Regions from separate parts of the Mus musculus genome. Here region 2 is linked to region 1. A link is a loop called in an ENCODE intact Hi-C map of the cell type or tissue named here. Cell type or tissue: left cerebral cortex. All regions are shown on one strand. Links, peaks and the distances in the headings refer to the core of each region. The heading gives the core; the rest is flanking DNA.

Region 1 (7,692 bases), core at 899-5,898:
TTTCAATGGTTCTGAGTCTGTGGGTCATGACCTCTGTGGGGTTACCTATCAGATACTTACATTACAATTTATTACAGCAGCAAAATTATAGTTATGAAGTAGCAACAAAATAATTTTATGGTTGGGGGGGTCACTACAACATGAACTGTATTAAAGGGTCACAGCATTAGGAAGGTTGAGAACCTCTGGGCTCAACTCAGGATGTAGCCATCTTGCATGCTAAAGCTCTTGAAAGTCCATATAAAAGTGCACTTTTCCAAAAAGCTAGTATAGCATTTATGTAAGTAAGCAAAACAAATAGAAAGGATAGCACATTAGATTGCCAGTAGATACTAATGAAATAAAGATACTTAATTGTGTTAGCAAAATAACAACAAGAAAGAAAAACATATAGGAGTAACTCAAGAATTATGAAGGTATAGTACCATATGAAACAGGCTAAACATTTCTGTAGGAAGATTAAAAGTTGTTGAGTAACAATAGCAAAACATTATATGTTGAGTGGGAAGATTTAGTTTCCTTGAGGCGAAACCTTGAATCATTGTGGAAGAGAAAGATTATTTAATAAATGGTGCTGAAAAGCTAGGAAGTATTGAGTAGCTGACTACATATCTTATACTCTTCTTCAAAATAATTCACAGATTGATCAAAGTCAAAATTACCAAAAGAAACTAATTGTTCCCTCCAAATGGAGACATCATCATAAAACCGAAGTGAAACCTGACAGCAATGAATTTGACAACATAAAAATGGAGAAAGATTCTCTGCCTGGCAAAATTATTTTAAGCAACATAAAAAGACAAATGATTATGTGTGGGGAAAAAGTATTTGCAATTCATATCAGAGTCAGAAGGCTAACTTCCTACATATGGGAAAAGGCTCTTGCAAATGCCAACGAAAAATTATTCAACCCAAAGCAAATGAATAAAAGTCCCTTAACTCACAGTTCCCCAAAATACAGATGACACCGAACATGAATTGAGCGGTCACTCCTACTGATAGTAAGAGATATAAGGCCACACTGAAGTACCACGCTTACTCCATTGGATAAACAAATATAAAACAAATCTAAATTGTTAGTGAGGGTAGGAAGAAGAGGCTAATCCTGGATTGCTAGTGGGAGTGTATTTTGGTACAGCATCTTTAGCTGGCAGGTCAAAATAACTATATTTCTTTAAACATTCTCACTTTTTGATGCAAAATTTTCAACTTGAGGAATTTAGACCATAGATAAACACACACATCCATCAAATGATGAATATACATTTTAATTCATTGTACATACGGTGCTTGGCTATTGTTTCTGAAAGGTTAATGTGTTGGGAGACTTGGTCTTCAGTCTGGTGATGTAGTGGAACAGAGGTGTGTGGGTGGGTGCTAGGTGGGAGGTTGCTAGATTTTTTTTTAGGGCTGTTGCTGCCAGGAAGGATTCAAGTAGTTCACATGAGACCCCGAGTTAGATTTCATGAAAAAAATAAAAAAGTTATTGGAAACAACTTGAGACTGCAGAGATACTCAGTCAAGGGAACATGAGCTAGAGGCTGCAGAGATACTCAGTCAATAAGCTGCCGAGCTGGCAAGTTTGAGGATCTGAGTTCAGACCCCAGAAATGAGAACATAGTTGGTGTCGCTAGTTCTAATGCCAGGGAGGCAAAGTCAAGCAAGTCCCTGGGGATTGCTAGCTAGCCAGTCAGCACAGCAGCCTAGTCAGTGAATGTGCAGGGAGATAATCTATCAACAACAAAACAAAACAAGGTAGATAGCTTCCAAAGACTGACACCCAGTGTTACTTCTGGCCATATATACTCATGGGCACATATGTGTTACACACACTTTTGCACAAACACACAGAGAGAGAGAGAGAGAGAGAGAGAGAGAGAGAGAGAGAGAGAGAGAGAGAGAGAGAGAGAGAGAGAGAAAGGAAAGTGTTAGCTTGCCTCCTGGGCTGCTATCTAGCTTTCTGTCTTGCAATATGATTTCTTCCTGTCATGTGTGCTATTATGCCTTCTTTATGCCGTCTGCTAACTGGCATGGCTACATATCTTTGGCTCTCAGCATCTAAAACTGAGCTCAAGAAACTCTGTCCTCAATATACATATGGTTTTGTGTATCTCACAGTAGGCATTAAAAACAGAATTAAACACAGGGCCATTGTTAAGTTTTTCAAAATATCAAAAGGAAGCCAAATATGCATCAACAGGGAATGGTCTCCCTCTAAGTACCAGTGGGCATTTTCAGCTGTTGTTTGCAGGTTGGAGTTCAAATGTACTAGTATTGACTGGTCACTAGTGTATGAGTTAGACTTGGACAAGTTTCATGATGGATACCGACAGACACCCCCTTCAGATATATCTTACATCAGAGCCTAGCTCCTAAAATAAAGCCTACCTGGTGTGTGTTTCATTCAGTCCCTGTGGGTATGTATAAAGGATTCAATGTTTCATTTTGTCTGAACATCCCCAAGTCAAAGTGTAACCACTTTTCATTAGCTAATGGAAGGACAGCTCAGATAGATTCAGTATGTTGAAGCTTGAAAAATGCTGAAAGTCAGTGTACTCACACCCTGACCTAAAGGGGAGAGCACTTGAGAATAGCTTTCTAAACTGTTCCAGGGAATCCACTGAGTTCTTCTAATGCACTGGTTCTCAGCCTGTGGGTCGTGACCCCCTGGGGGGGTTGTCAAATGACCCTTTCATAGGGGTCCCATATCAGATATCCTGCGTATCATATATTTACATTAGGATTCATAACAGTAGCAAAATACTGTTATGAAGTAGCAATGAAATAATTTTATGGGTGGGGGTCACTACAACAAGAAAAACTGAATTAAAGGGTTGCAGAATTAGGAAGGTTGAGAACCACTGCTTTAGGTAATCTCTCTGGTTTGTATCAATCCCCAGTAAATAAAAGGAAGAAATAATGGCATGAATATATTACTAGTGATTACATGATTACATGTGTACTGCCTGGCTAAGATGATTACATGTGTAAGTGAAGCAATCGCTACATGAATAAAACATACAGCATGTGCATGTGTTCAGCATGACTTCCGACAGTCATGTTTCAGGACTAGGGACTATTCGGATGATGCTAAAGGAGGTTGCTAAGCAGGCTACTGGTAACTTTGGCATCCACTTCTTATCAGATACACCACACATTTTTTTTTTACAGATAACTGCCTTCTTTATGAACCTTTCAATGAAGGTTTTCATTAAAGACTAGGTCTAATTCCCTGAGTCTTAAATCAAAACAGAACAAAACAAAACTAATAAATTCTGAGTACTAAATATCACAACTACAAATTATAAAGCATGTGTCAGATGCTCCCAAACCTGGTATATAGGACATAGGACATGAGGTGTCAGACAAGACACAATGTTTCTGCCTTCAAAGAAACAGGCACACTTTTGTGAAGGAGACAAGCCAAGGAGACTGAGTGTACTTGTTACTTTGGTCTTAAAGGAAGTGTGTATGTTACTTTGGTCTTGCTCTGACCAAATGCCTGATAGAAACAAAGTTAGAGGGAAAAGGTTTATTCTGACTCATAGTTTTAAGGGTTGGAGTCGTTCCAACAGGAAGGCATGATGAAGTTGTGGGCGCTACTCGGTCCTACCACCAAGCAGCCCCCAATAGTCATGAGCCCATGGAGACATTGACATTCAAATTCCAGCAGGAAAAGTACATTACGATGAGTGTTAGGAAATAACTAAACAGGGTACTGGAATTCAAGCTTAAAGGAAACCCACTTTAGAGTAAGTGGCCTTTGAGAAAGACACATCTGAGCCAGAGGAATCCACTTCGGAGTGGATCAGAGTGGGCATCGTGATGAACATTTCCAAGTCTCACTTGAGTAGTATTTAGTCATGCATCTTCCCTCACAGCCAACAGGAATCTGGACTCTGCAGAGTGTGTTTGCCTTATAAAATATTCTACTCCATTTGAAGGTATTTCTGCCTACTTCCTTTTAGACGCAGACTGTGAGTTTTAGTTACAACTTCTTGGGATGATCTTTCTGACTCTCATCAATGGGAAGCTTGGCTGGAGATCTTTGAAGGGATTGAGCATGTGTCTCTGTTCTTCTTTGTGCAATGTTGTCTTAATGGGAAGAATGTTTTCATGTTTGTTGTGCAAGCAACATGGAACTTGAGAAACGTCCAATCGTGCAACAGTGTCCCATAATATCAGTAATAGGGTTGTTAAAGGAGTTAAGAAGGGAGCAGAGGTCATTGAGGTCCCACCACCACCAAACACACACACACACAATTTAAGCATGCTATGCTATTTCTTTTCTTTCCTTAATTTCTCCTCTGGCCTGAGTTGAATGAACTGAATTCACTTGCTTGAGACACAATGAAGAGCTCTCTGTTCTTCATTGAGACACATGCTCAATCCCTTCAAAGGTCTCCAGCCAAGCTTCCTTCCCATTGATGGGAGTCAGAAAGATCATCCCAAGAAGCTGTAACTAAAACTCATAGGCTGGGTCTAAAGGGAAGTAGGCAAAAATCCCTTCAAACAGAGCAAAATATTTTACAAGGCCAACACCCTCTGCAGATTCCAGATCTCTATTGGCTGTGGAGGGAGGATTCGTGACTCTAAGCACCTCTGAGTACTACTCAAGTGAGGCTTGGAAACGTTAATCACGATGTCCACTCTGACCCATTCAGAAGTGGGTTCTTGTAGCTCACAGGTCTCTTTCTCAGGATCCACTTACTCTAAAGTGGGTTTCCTCTAACCCTGAATCCCAGTGCCCTGGTTAGTGTCTTTGCCCACTTCATGTGTATAAACAGAAAGATAGCTATAACGTGTGATGACACAGACCTGAAATCCAAGCATTCAGGAAGTGGAGGCAGGAGGATTGTGAAGTTGAAGCTAGGAGAGAATGAGGGGAAAGGAACACGGGAGATAGAGAAAGAAGGAAAACTAGAAACTAACACTAGGGTTGAGTGGCATAAATCTAAACCCTGTGAGGAGTTTTTCAGCTTAGATGAAGTTTTCATGTTATTATAAACACTCATCAAATTGCCCCCCCCCCAACATTTAGCTGCTGGTCATCAACAGATTCATATGTGTAAATATTTATGCAAATATTCAACATGTGTTCACATGGCACATACATAGAAGTGACTCACTGGCAATCTCTGCCTTAGAATAGCTCCTGATCCTTGGGGCTATCAGCCAAAAACGATTCATCCTTGCCCTGGAACAATTTTTAAAACTCATTAATTAGGCATACAATTTACATCTTTATTTCTATTTCAAGGGCTGATTGAAATCTATTAATAACCGAAAATGCACTTGCATTTTTAAGTATCTCTAGCTGTTAGACGCTTTGCTTTCAGAGAGCACAATGCTCACTCAACACTAATTCCTAGGGTGCCCGCCCAGGGAGAAGGCTTTATGCAATAAGGCAATTGTCTTTGAAGAAATGGTTGAAGCCCAAGAAATAAATTTAATGCCTGCTGAGAACTTTGCCTTCTTCTCTTCAATTTAATTTGCGTTTTTATCAAAGTAAAACAAAGATTTTGAAAAACACCCAAAAGACTCCAAATCTTATAAAGCTTTCAAAACTCAGTTCATTACACCACACTCCTCAATACTGCCTCATTTAACCCAATTCTCTCTCATCTTGAATTTATATCTGCTTTTAAATAGTTCACTTAAATTTTTTATTTTATTTTATTTTCAATTTTAGGAATTTTTATGGCTTTTGAAATAAAGTCAGATTCGTTCTTCCTTTACAGTACCCTTTATCTTGTTCCTGCCTTATTTCATTGGTCAGGACTTCCTGCGTGAGGTTGAAAGATTTTACTCTGTTCTTGACCTTAGGGGAAAGCATTTTTCTTTCACCATGGAGTATGATGTTAATTGTGGAGCTTTGTGGATTCCTTTTAAGAGGTTGAGAGACTTCCCGGCTATTGCCAGCTTCCTGGGTCATGTCGGTGTGGTTGTTTTCAGTTGGCAATGGGTACTGAATTAATTTTGTCTGAATTTTTTTTTTCTGTATCTTTTGAGATGAGCATGTGGTTTTCCTGTTTTTGTCTGTTGATGTGGTGAGTTGAACTGATTAATTTTCTAATGTTAAACCAATTATTAGGTCACGGTGAGTGACTCTTTTAAAGTCTTCTGGGTCTGAGCTGTTAGTAGTCTGAAGGAATTTCTGTGTTTATTCACGATTAACCTTTAGTTTTTATGAAATATCTTGGCCATCTTGAGCTACCTGGCCTTTACTTGACTCGCAAACTATGTTTAGGAATAGTTCTGTCACCTCTCATTTCTTAACAAGTTTCTCTGAGATTGGTATTGTTCCTTCCCAAAACCATGGCTTGAATTCACCAGTGAAGTCATTTGAGTCCAGAGTTCTCTTGGGGAGGTGGGGGATGTAATTCTAATTTCTGTGGCAACTATTAGATGCCTTGAAGATATATTTATCGTCTACTGTCTTTTTGGAAGAGGTATGGTTTTTTGAATACTTAAAATTTTTCATTTATTCAATTTATTGTATAAAATTGGTCTGTATATCTACGCCTTCCCTTTAAATGCCTATGGTAATAGCCGAGGCTCCTTAAGAGTCTTCATGCCTGATATGGGTACTTCCCTTATTCTTTCCTTTAGTTTCTCTTATTATGAATTTATCAGTTACATTAACTTTTAAAAGACGTAAATCATTGCTTTCCTCTCTGTAGGATTCATCCATTTTTAAATCTCACCAATCGCTGCCTATTTTTATTAATGTGTCTCTGACTACCTTCGGCTTAATTTGTTCTCGTTCTAGTCTTAAAGCAAGAGCACCGAACATGAAGTTTATATTTTTCTAATAACGAGCACTTTAAGCTGTGAATGTCACTAGCCATTGTTTTAGGTAGCCCCGACAACGTTTGTTACATTATAGTTCTGTCTGTATTACAAAATGATTTCTAGTTTCTTTTGTTTGTTTGTGCCGTAGATGTGTGTGAAGCTGTGGGATCAGGAAGTGTGTGAACATCTAGGAATGGTGTGCCCCGCCCCAATGAATCCATTCTCTAATCATTATAAAATGGCTGTCTTTCCTCTCTGCTCTGAAATCACTCTAGCCACTCCCGCTTTGTTCTGATTGCTGAGTGTGGTATCATTGGCTTCAACTTTCAGCTTACGCATAACTTCGGTTTTAAAACTGACTTTAGCATCCCCCATACACAGCCCTCAGCAGCTGCCATCTTGCCCTAAGAAAGCTCGTGGAACCCCAGTGGAACTCTCCATGTTTTTGTGCTTATAAACCACTGGGGAGCCTCAGGATTCTATTCTGCTGTAGTAACCTACTCGTGACCATTTCTTTCTTTCTCTTTCTTTCTTTCTTTTGTTCGTTCGTTCGGTTTTGTTTTTTGTTTGTTTGTCTGTTTTTTGTTTTTTGTTTTTTCGAGACAGGGTTTCTCTGTGTAGCCCTGGCTGTCCTGGAACTCACTTTGTAGACCAGGCTGGCCTCGAATTCAGAAATCTGCCTGCCTCTGCCTCCCGAGTTGCTGGGATTAAAGGCGTACGCCACCACGTGACCATTTCTTGTAAAAGCTCCTGTCCCTGGTGGAGAACTTCTACTTCAGACTCTCGGGAATGTAAGCAGGCAGAAGAGCCTTCACTTCTAGGAAAGGCTACTGCTTTCTGGATGAAGTTCACCCAGGTTTCCTTGTAACCCTAGCTCTCTAAAGGTAACGCTATAGT
Region 2 (7,692 bases), core at 1,347-6,346, 130 kb before region 1:
ATCAGTATCATGAGATATGATTTTAAATCCACATCTTGTTTTTCCGGCGTGCTACAGTATCTAGGACTTGCTGTGGTGTTAGAACTGTGTTCTGATGACACCATGTACTCTTGGTTTCCGTTGGTAAGATACTTGTATTTGCCTTTTGCCATCTGGTTATCTCTGGTGCTAGATGTTCTTGCTGTCTCTGGCTAGAGCTTGTTCCTCCTGTGGATCCTTAAGCCTGTGTCAGCACTCCTGGAATACCAGCTCTTTCCTGGTGGAATCTGTGTACACAGGGCTCTGGAACAGGCCAAGCTCTTGGTGCAGATGGCGACTGGAAGGATCTTGTCCCAGCTGCTGCTATATTTGTGTGTTTGGAGATTTGTTGTTGCTGTTGCTGTTGCTGTTGCTGTTGCTGTTGCTGTTGCTGTTGCTGTTGCTGTTGCTGTTGCTGTTGCTGTTTTGTTTTGTTTTCTGAGACAGGGTATCAGTTTGCAGTCCACACTGTCTTGGAATTCACAACAAAGCCAACGTGGCCTTGAGCTTGTGGCAATCCTCCTGTCTGGGTGCTCAGATCACAGGCATGAGCCTTTGTATCTGTCTTTGTCCCCTGTTTATTATAGGCAGCAGTCATGGGTGAATTCAAGATGAAAACTCTTGAGTTTTGTGACTCAGCTCAAATTTTCTTCTAGTTCTTGCTCATAAGGCTCAGCTGTTGCACTTTATTATGTAAAAGTACATGTAGCTATCTGGGCAGAGTTCATAATGTGTTGTTTCCCTTCCCCGTATCACCACTTATTTTTTTCCCCTGTGGCTTGTTCTTTAAGCCCAAAGGATTTTATTTCTGGTTTTCCCACGGGAGTTTCAGGAGTATCACCTGGACCATTTCCCCAGGTTTAAGAAACAAAATCAGGCCGGGCAGTGGTGGCGCATGCTTAATCCCAGCACTTGGGAGGCAGAGGCAGGTGGATTTCTGAGTTCAAGGCCAGTCTGGTCTACAGAGTGAGTTCCAGGACAACCAGGGCTATACAGAGAAACCCTGTCTCGAAAACCAAAACCAAAACCAAACCAAACCAAAACAAACAAACAAACAAATAAACAAACAAAAACAAAATCAGACAAAAAGGAGAAACACTCTACCAACCTTCTTCTTCTAAGCACCCCCCCCCCACTTTCCTGGAAAAGTCAGCTCATTTGCCAGTAGTTTACTTTTAAAACAATTGTGAAAGTTTACTGCTGCTGTGTGGGAGGGCAAGCGTAGCTGGCTCTCCCTTCTAGAAGGACCGGACTGTTCCTAATGACCTTTTCAAAAGTTCAGTCATTGTTTTCAATCATTGGCGTCGCATCTAAAGTACCAAGGTGCCCGTAGCTTCTAAGCTCTTTTGACGTTATGTGGTAAAAATGACAGTTGCCACTGCTACTGCATTCATCCCTGAGAATTTTCAGCGAGCATAAATAACATGTAAATAAAGTGGGAGGCGATGGAAGATTGTGTCATGGAACGGTCTAAATTAGACCTAGTCCCTGCGGCTCTTCTTGTCGGTTTCAAAGTGGCACAGATGAGGTTTTCCTTCAGAGTATGTAGCTAGAAGAACACTCTCTTCAGTTGGTATTTTTAAAAATGTCACCTAGAACATCCAGCATCATGACTGACTCGGGTGCCAGTTCAGAATGGAGATCTCTCAGCCTTGAGCTAATCTCTCTGGGTTAGACTCAAGGGGAATAAGATAAGAATTTGCAGACATAAGGGCAGGGAGGTAGTGGGGGGAGGGTAATAACACTTGCCTTGATGCAAAAGGGTACTGTGATGTGTGTGCACGCATGCACACACTCTCTCACAAACACCACATCATACGTGTGTACTCTCACACATATATGACATATAGATGCACAATGATAATAACCAAGATAAAAATAAGTACAATTCATAGGCACCAAATGCTCTGTGCGTTCAGCACTCCTTCCATCTCCTTAATGAATTAATAAGTTGCCTCCTGATCTTTGCTTGGCTTCCCAAGTTCGCTGGGTGCTATTACAGATGGAGCTGGTACTGTCCGTGAAACCCATCCCCTGCTTTCAGGTCAGCGAACGTGTCTTAGGATGACGACAGAAATAGTTTGGAAGCATTCTCCCCACCCCTTTTCCTGGGGTCAGTTGGGAATGTGGCATTGGCGTAAAGCTTCAGATCTTAAACACAGAGTTCCTCCGTAGTAGTGTGTACACACCGTTGACAACTGCGGAGAGTACCTGTCTGCTATGGATGACTTTGTCCCTGTTGCCTCTCTTTTCTTGTGGTTTGTATTTGACTTAGCGGTATTTGTTGTTCTGGATGTCCACAGTTTCACAGAGCCAGCTACATCAATGCCCTAAGAACAGCCAGGAAAAGCTTTGTGAAGGTTATCTATCCTATTAATTTCTGGGAGTTAAATTTTGCTGTAAACTTGAGTAAGAAGCATACAAGAGGTCTGTCAGATTAGTTTAATAGGAACTGTTTCCATCCTTCTTGTTTGCTTTTTAAAATTATTATTATTGTATTTTTATTGGCTATTTTCTTTATTTACATTTCAAATGTTATCCCTTCCCCCCAGAAGTCCTTATCCCATCCCCCCTGCCCTGCTTCTATGAGGGTGTTCTGTCAGGTCAATTGGTCTGTCAGGTCAATTTAATCAGGATCTGTTTCCATCTTTTTTTGTTTGCTTTTTAATTTTTTTTTTAATTATTTTTTGACTCCCTCCTTAATTCATGAGATTCTAGTTCAACAGTTCTCAACCTGTGGGTTGTGATCCGACTGGGGGTCGCATAGCAGATATCCTGCATATCCGATATTTACATTAGGATTCTTAAGGGTATCAAATGTACAGTTCTGAAGTAGCAACAAAAGCAATTGTACAGTTGGGGGCCACCACAACGTGAGGAACGGTATAAAAGGGCGGCAGCATTAGGAAGGGTGAGAGCTGCTGCTCCATTCAGATCTACTTAGAGCCCAGCCATCAAATTATATGCTATTTCTTCAGGCAAGTCACACTGAACACCTAGTCTCAAAGTAGAAACAAGAAAAAAAACCATGGGTGTAATTGACCACAAATTGATACCGATTGTGCTGGTTTGCCATTAAAATGGACATTGATTCTCTTTGGGGTTTGAGTCAAAACTTCTGGCTTTGTTCACTGATCCATAATTGAAAATAATTTCTTCCTCCGGTGGTGAATTCTTCTCCCACCCCTGCCTCAGTCCAGGATTATTAAATTCAAGTCACATGAAACAGCACTAATCTGTCCCGGATGAAATTTTGGAATTTTTTTTAAATCCTCAAACGGCTTGAGTTTATCTGAGGCTCGGAAGAAAATGAGGAACTATTAATACCACAAGGTTTCCTTTGAAGGAAGAATAAGCGGGTTGTTTTCCTCTTACATAATTAGCTTTCAGCCCTGGGTGAAGGAGCTGTCGATGGCTACTTTTCTTTATCTTAAATGTTCTCTCCCTTATTTCTGATGGGGAAATGAAAACGTTAGAAGGCAAGCACTGTGTTCATACCCCAGCTTTCAGCATTTTTCTTGGGAAATGCATACAAATAAAAGGTGTCCTTGCCTTCTAACTTCTGTATTCAGCCCCTTATGAGACTCTACACCGATATGGTTTGCCTCTTGGGGAATCTGGGCCCTGGGAGTCTTTAAATGTGCCTAGAAGGATTTTTAATTTTTTTTCATTTTTTCCCCAAAAGCTCCACAGGCATTGCACATTTCTGAAAATAAAACTGCCTTCATTAACTAGAATGTCATGGTATTTTTTTGCTTTTGATTAGAGTCAAATTAATTCAGTTTGATAACATTGATTACAAGCTGATCTAAAGCTGTGATTAGAGCTTTATATATCTTAGATGATTAAATGTGGAAATAGGTTAATTATGTCTTAATAAATGCAGTTGACTTGATAGAAAGAAACTTATGCAACCCGAAATTAGGCAGAAAAGTATGACAAAATTTCAGAAATTCCTGTATACATCTTGTACAGACAGAGTGGTAAGACCAATGAAAATTTCAAATGTATCTATTTTAGAAATCTTCTGGAATCATAAGATTCAATATATTTATTATTTTTGGTCACCTTAATGTGAAAAATACAAAATCAAATTATTTATTCTCTGTCTCTGTCTCTGTCTCTGTCTCTGTCTCTCCCTCTCACACACACAGAGACACAGAGAGAGAGAGAGAGAGAGAGAGAGAGAGAGACTGACCTAAACAATAAACACAACTGTACAAATATTATATTAAGAAACAAAAGAAAAATGTAATTTTCCAATTGCTGAAAGTCAGCAGATGCTATCTCATGTGTGAACACTTTGCACGGGCAGTTGAACCAGTTTGGAGGGTATAAATAGAAGCACACCAGATTTTCTGATCTCATATGAATCATTAGTCTTGTTGAAAGCCATCTCTTTGAGGAAGCGGACAGTTTGCGTCCCTGAGCTAATGCTATGGGCGGGGCGGGGTTGGGGTTTTCACAATCCTGCTCTGATCATTGTGGCTTTGGGCGTGACTTTTGTGACTCACCTGGCTCCGGCTGCTTAGACACACAGCCCAGAGTTCATGTCGCTGAAGGGCACTGGCTGTGGATCATTGTTTCCCCAGGGTATGCCCTTTAAAGGTTACTGGTGAGGAGATGGGAGAGGCTTTGGGGTTCAGCAACACGTGACTGCGTTTAAGCCGTATTCCTCTCTAGGACAGTAGCTCTAGAGGGGATTGCAGAGTATTTCTTCGCTCTATGGAAATGTTGAGCTGCTTCTGTCTTCATGCAGAACTCGGAGACATCAGAGTGTCAGTTGTGGAGTTGCGTGCGTGATCGTGGCATGCCTAGCAGAACACATTGCTCAAAATAAATGACAGTGGCAGAGGCTTCTTCACGTACCCAGCGTCCTCGAATGTAAAAGAGTTGTGGGGCAGATGGCCTTTATAGACCTCTTAGGCACTAATTAACTTTCTGTAGCTCTACGTTTCCTTGAATAGCAAACATTGGGATAAAGATTGGCCCGGGTACAGCAGTCTGATGACGCTGACATCGGATTGTTGGCATATTTACAGGTGCGGGAGACTTTTATTTGGGATTGAGGAAAGCTAGTGCCTAGTTTAACAAAGGGAAGGAAGGGAAGGAGAGGGAGAGAGGAGAGAAGAAGACGTGGAAGACCAGTTTTGTAGAGGAGAGCAGTTTTGACCCTTGTATGTTTCTATTCTGGATCGTTTACCCCGGGGGACTTTAAAGCTTAATGATCAGATCTTTAGCTGTGTGACTTTCCACTGTCCATGTCTTTAAAGCTCTAGGCTTCTCATGTGGTTTTCATTCCCAGTTATCTCTCCCACATAAGACCCGGGGGGCTCTGCTTCTGTGAATGCTTTGCTAGGTAAGTCTCGCTAAACTCAGCTGCCATCTACTTAGAATTTAAGCAAGACTTATTGCTCTGAGCCTCTCTTATAGAACCTTTTCAATACCCTCAATGATTTATTCTCCCCCTTATTTTATGGGACCAAGAAGTGGAGGTTTTGTTTGTTTGTTTGTTAGTTTTTGTTTGTTTGTTTTGAATGAGTAATTTTCCTGCAGCCACACAATGTGGAAAAAACAGGATTCGGATGAAGTGAGTTCCGCGCTTCATCTTTCCGCTGTGATTCGCTTCCGTTGGCGGCGAGGGTGGCCACTTCCGGCTTTTTTATCCTGTGCAGAGCACAGGACCAGCAGATCGCCCTTGGCCCTCAGTTATCCTCAGAGGTGGAAGGGAGGGTGGGATAGTGGGGAGTCCTTGCCAGCTTCCCCAGGAAAGCAGAAATATACAACCTGAGATCCAGGCTAGAGATTTAAAAATAGATAGGCACAAAGCAAAAAACCGTGCACCTTTTACAAAAGCACATTCAAACCAGATGTTGTAGGTTTCTCAGGTTGAATGGATCCTCTTGGGAGGGGCTAGGGGCGGGGAGAACAGCTATAAGATGATAAGAAAGGATTACATAAAACAGAGGGGGTGACATTGTGAGGTGAGCTTGGAAATGTAATCAATACAGTCTTCTCTTGCAAAAAAGGAAAGGGAATAACAAAACCACCATTAGGGCCCAGAAAACCATGCAAGAACAAAACAAAACAAAACAAAACAAAACAAAACAAAACAAAACCCAAGAAAACATGCATGGAAGGGCTCATTTTAAAATTAATTAATTAACTTTACAATAGCAGTCCCCTTTCTCCTGGTTCCCCACCACCACCACCACCACCACACACACACATAGTCCCTCTCCTCACTTCCTGCTTCTGAGAAGGGTGAGACCTCCCTGGGTATTGCCCCACCCTGGCACATCAAATCACTGCAGGACTAGGCACATCATCTCCCACTGAGGCCAATCGAGGCTACCCAGTTAGGAGAGCAGGAACCACAGTCAGGCAACAGATTCAAGGACAGTCCCTGCTCCAGTTGATGAGTGACCCACATGAAGACCAAGCTGTATATCTGCTACATATATGAGGGGAGGCATAGGTCCAGCCCTTGCTTGCTCGTTGGTTGGTGGTTCAGTCTCTGGGAGCCCCCATGGGACCAAGTTCGTTGACTGTGTTGGTGCCTGGGTAGGCTTTATAGTGAGCATCAGCCACACATAGACATGAGCTTAGCTCCACTGGATATTTAGGCTCTGTCTTTTTGAGGCCTCTACCACTCTCACAGCAAGTGAATGGGAACAGACCCAGAATTTTATGAATGACAAAAGGATAGTGTTACCTTGCAGATGGCAAAGCTGAAGTTCTCCATGCGTGGCCAAAGGACTTGTTCAAGGTGGATCAACAGGTTTAGGGCAAATCCCATGTGACAGTCTCGTTATCTGCCCCATTGGTCATTCTATAATGCCAGGTTCAAATGCTGTGTCTGCCCTTGCACAGTCTTATTGAGCTTGGAGTACACCTGTTTGATCAACTTCTCTTCCGTGTATTGCCTTGCCTCTTGAGGGTGTTTGGCCAATGTTAATGATCACAGTAGTCAATATTAAGATGTTCTTTGGGTCTCCAAATGCTCTGGTAATGAAACCAGCCATGTATTACTGCTTTCTGTTCCCGTTGATTTCAACCCCGTTGATTAGCTACCTGTATGAATATGAACCCATAGCTCTTGTTATAGTAATACCTCTGCTTGGCCAAAGCAGAGTGGTTTCTTTGTTTTTCTGTGCTTTTTTTTTGTTTGTTTTTTTCCCTCAAGACAGGGTTTCTCTGTGTAGCCCTGGCTGTCTTGGAACTCACTCTGTAGACCAGGCTGGCCTTGAATTCAGAAATCTGCCTGCCTCTGCCTCCTAAGTGCTGGGATTAAAGGAGTGTGCCATCAGTACCCGGCGAGTGGTTTTAAAATATATTTTCTAAGGAGGTGTGTAGAGCCAAAGTTTCTATGGAAAAAAAACTCTTTGGGGGTCCTGAACTAACTGACATTCATCCTAAGAGAAGTACTCAGAGAGCTAGTGTTTGTAAGGTGGGCCTTTTTGTTTGTATTTCAGTTTCTCTGCCTTGCGGGACTCCTGTCATCGCATCCAGAAAAGAGCAGTGAGGCGCTTCCTGGGAGCCGAATATTGTGGCTAGAGAGGCAGCCCTTGCCTTCCAGGCACTTCCATCCGGGAGGAAGAATGCAGATATACTGGTCATCGTGTATTCAGTTCCATACAAGGGTGAGGATACAGCTACTGTATTTGCTTGTAC

Evidence for each region. Peaks named below come from ENCODE experiments on the same cell type or tissue, not always from the same donor. Only the 100,000 strongest peaks of a DNase experiment are listed, where the experiment ranks them.
Region 2: a loop joins it to region 1, with 2.6 times the contacts of the local background. A loop is called at or near these places in 1 of 42 quality-filtered maps.

The regions. Positions count from the first base shown.
Region 1 is chr8:34,493,091-34,500,782 of GRCm38, reverse strand. No RefSeq gene overlaps it. Among named protein-coding and RNA genes, the nearest start is that of Gm40489, 8.0 kb to the right of the region's middle. In left cerebral cortex, for the core only: no CTCF peak of the experiment used is centred there; DNase peaks (open chromatin) are centred at 1,012, 1,393 and 3,828.
Region 2 is chr8:34,619,668-34,627,359 of GRCm38, reverse strand. B930018H19Rik (RIKEN cDNA B930018H19 gene) reads left to right here. Exons shown (of 5, transcript NR_040706.1): 2 at 7,494-7,661. Among named protein-coding and RNA genes, the nearest start is that of B930018H19Rik, 17 kb to the left of the region's middle. In left cerebral cortex, for the core only: no CTCF peak of the experiment used is centred there; DNase peaks (open chromatin) are centred at 1,511 and 4,448.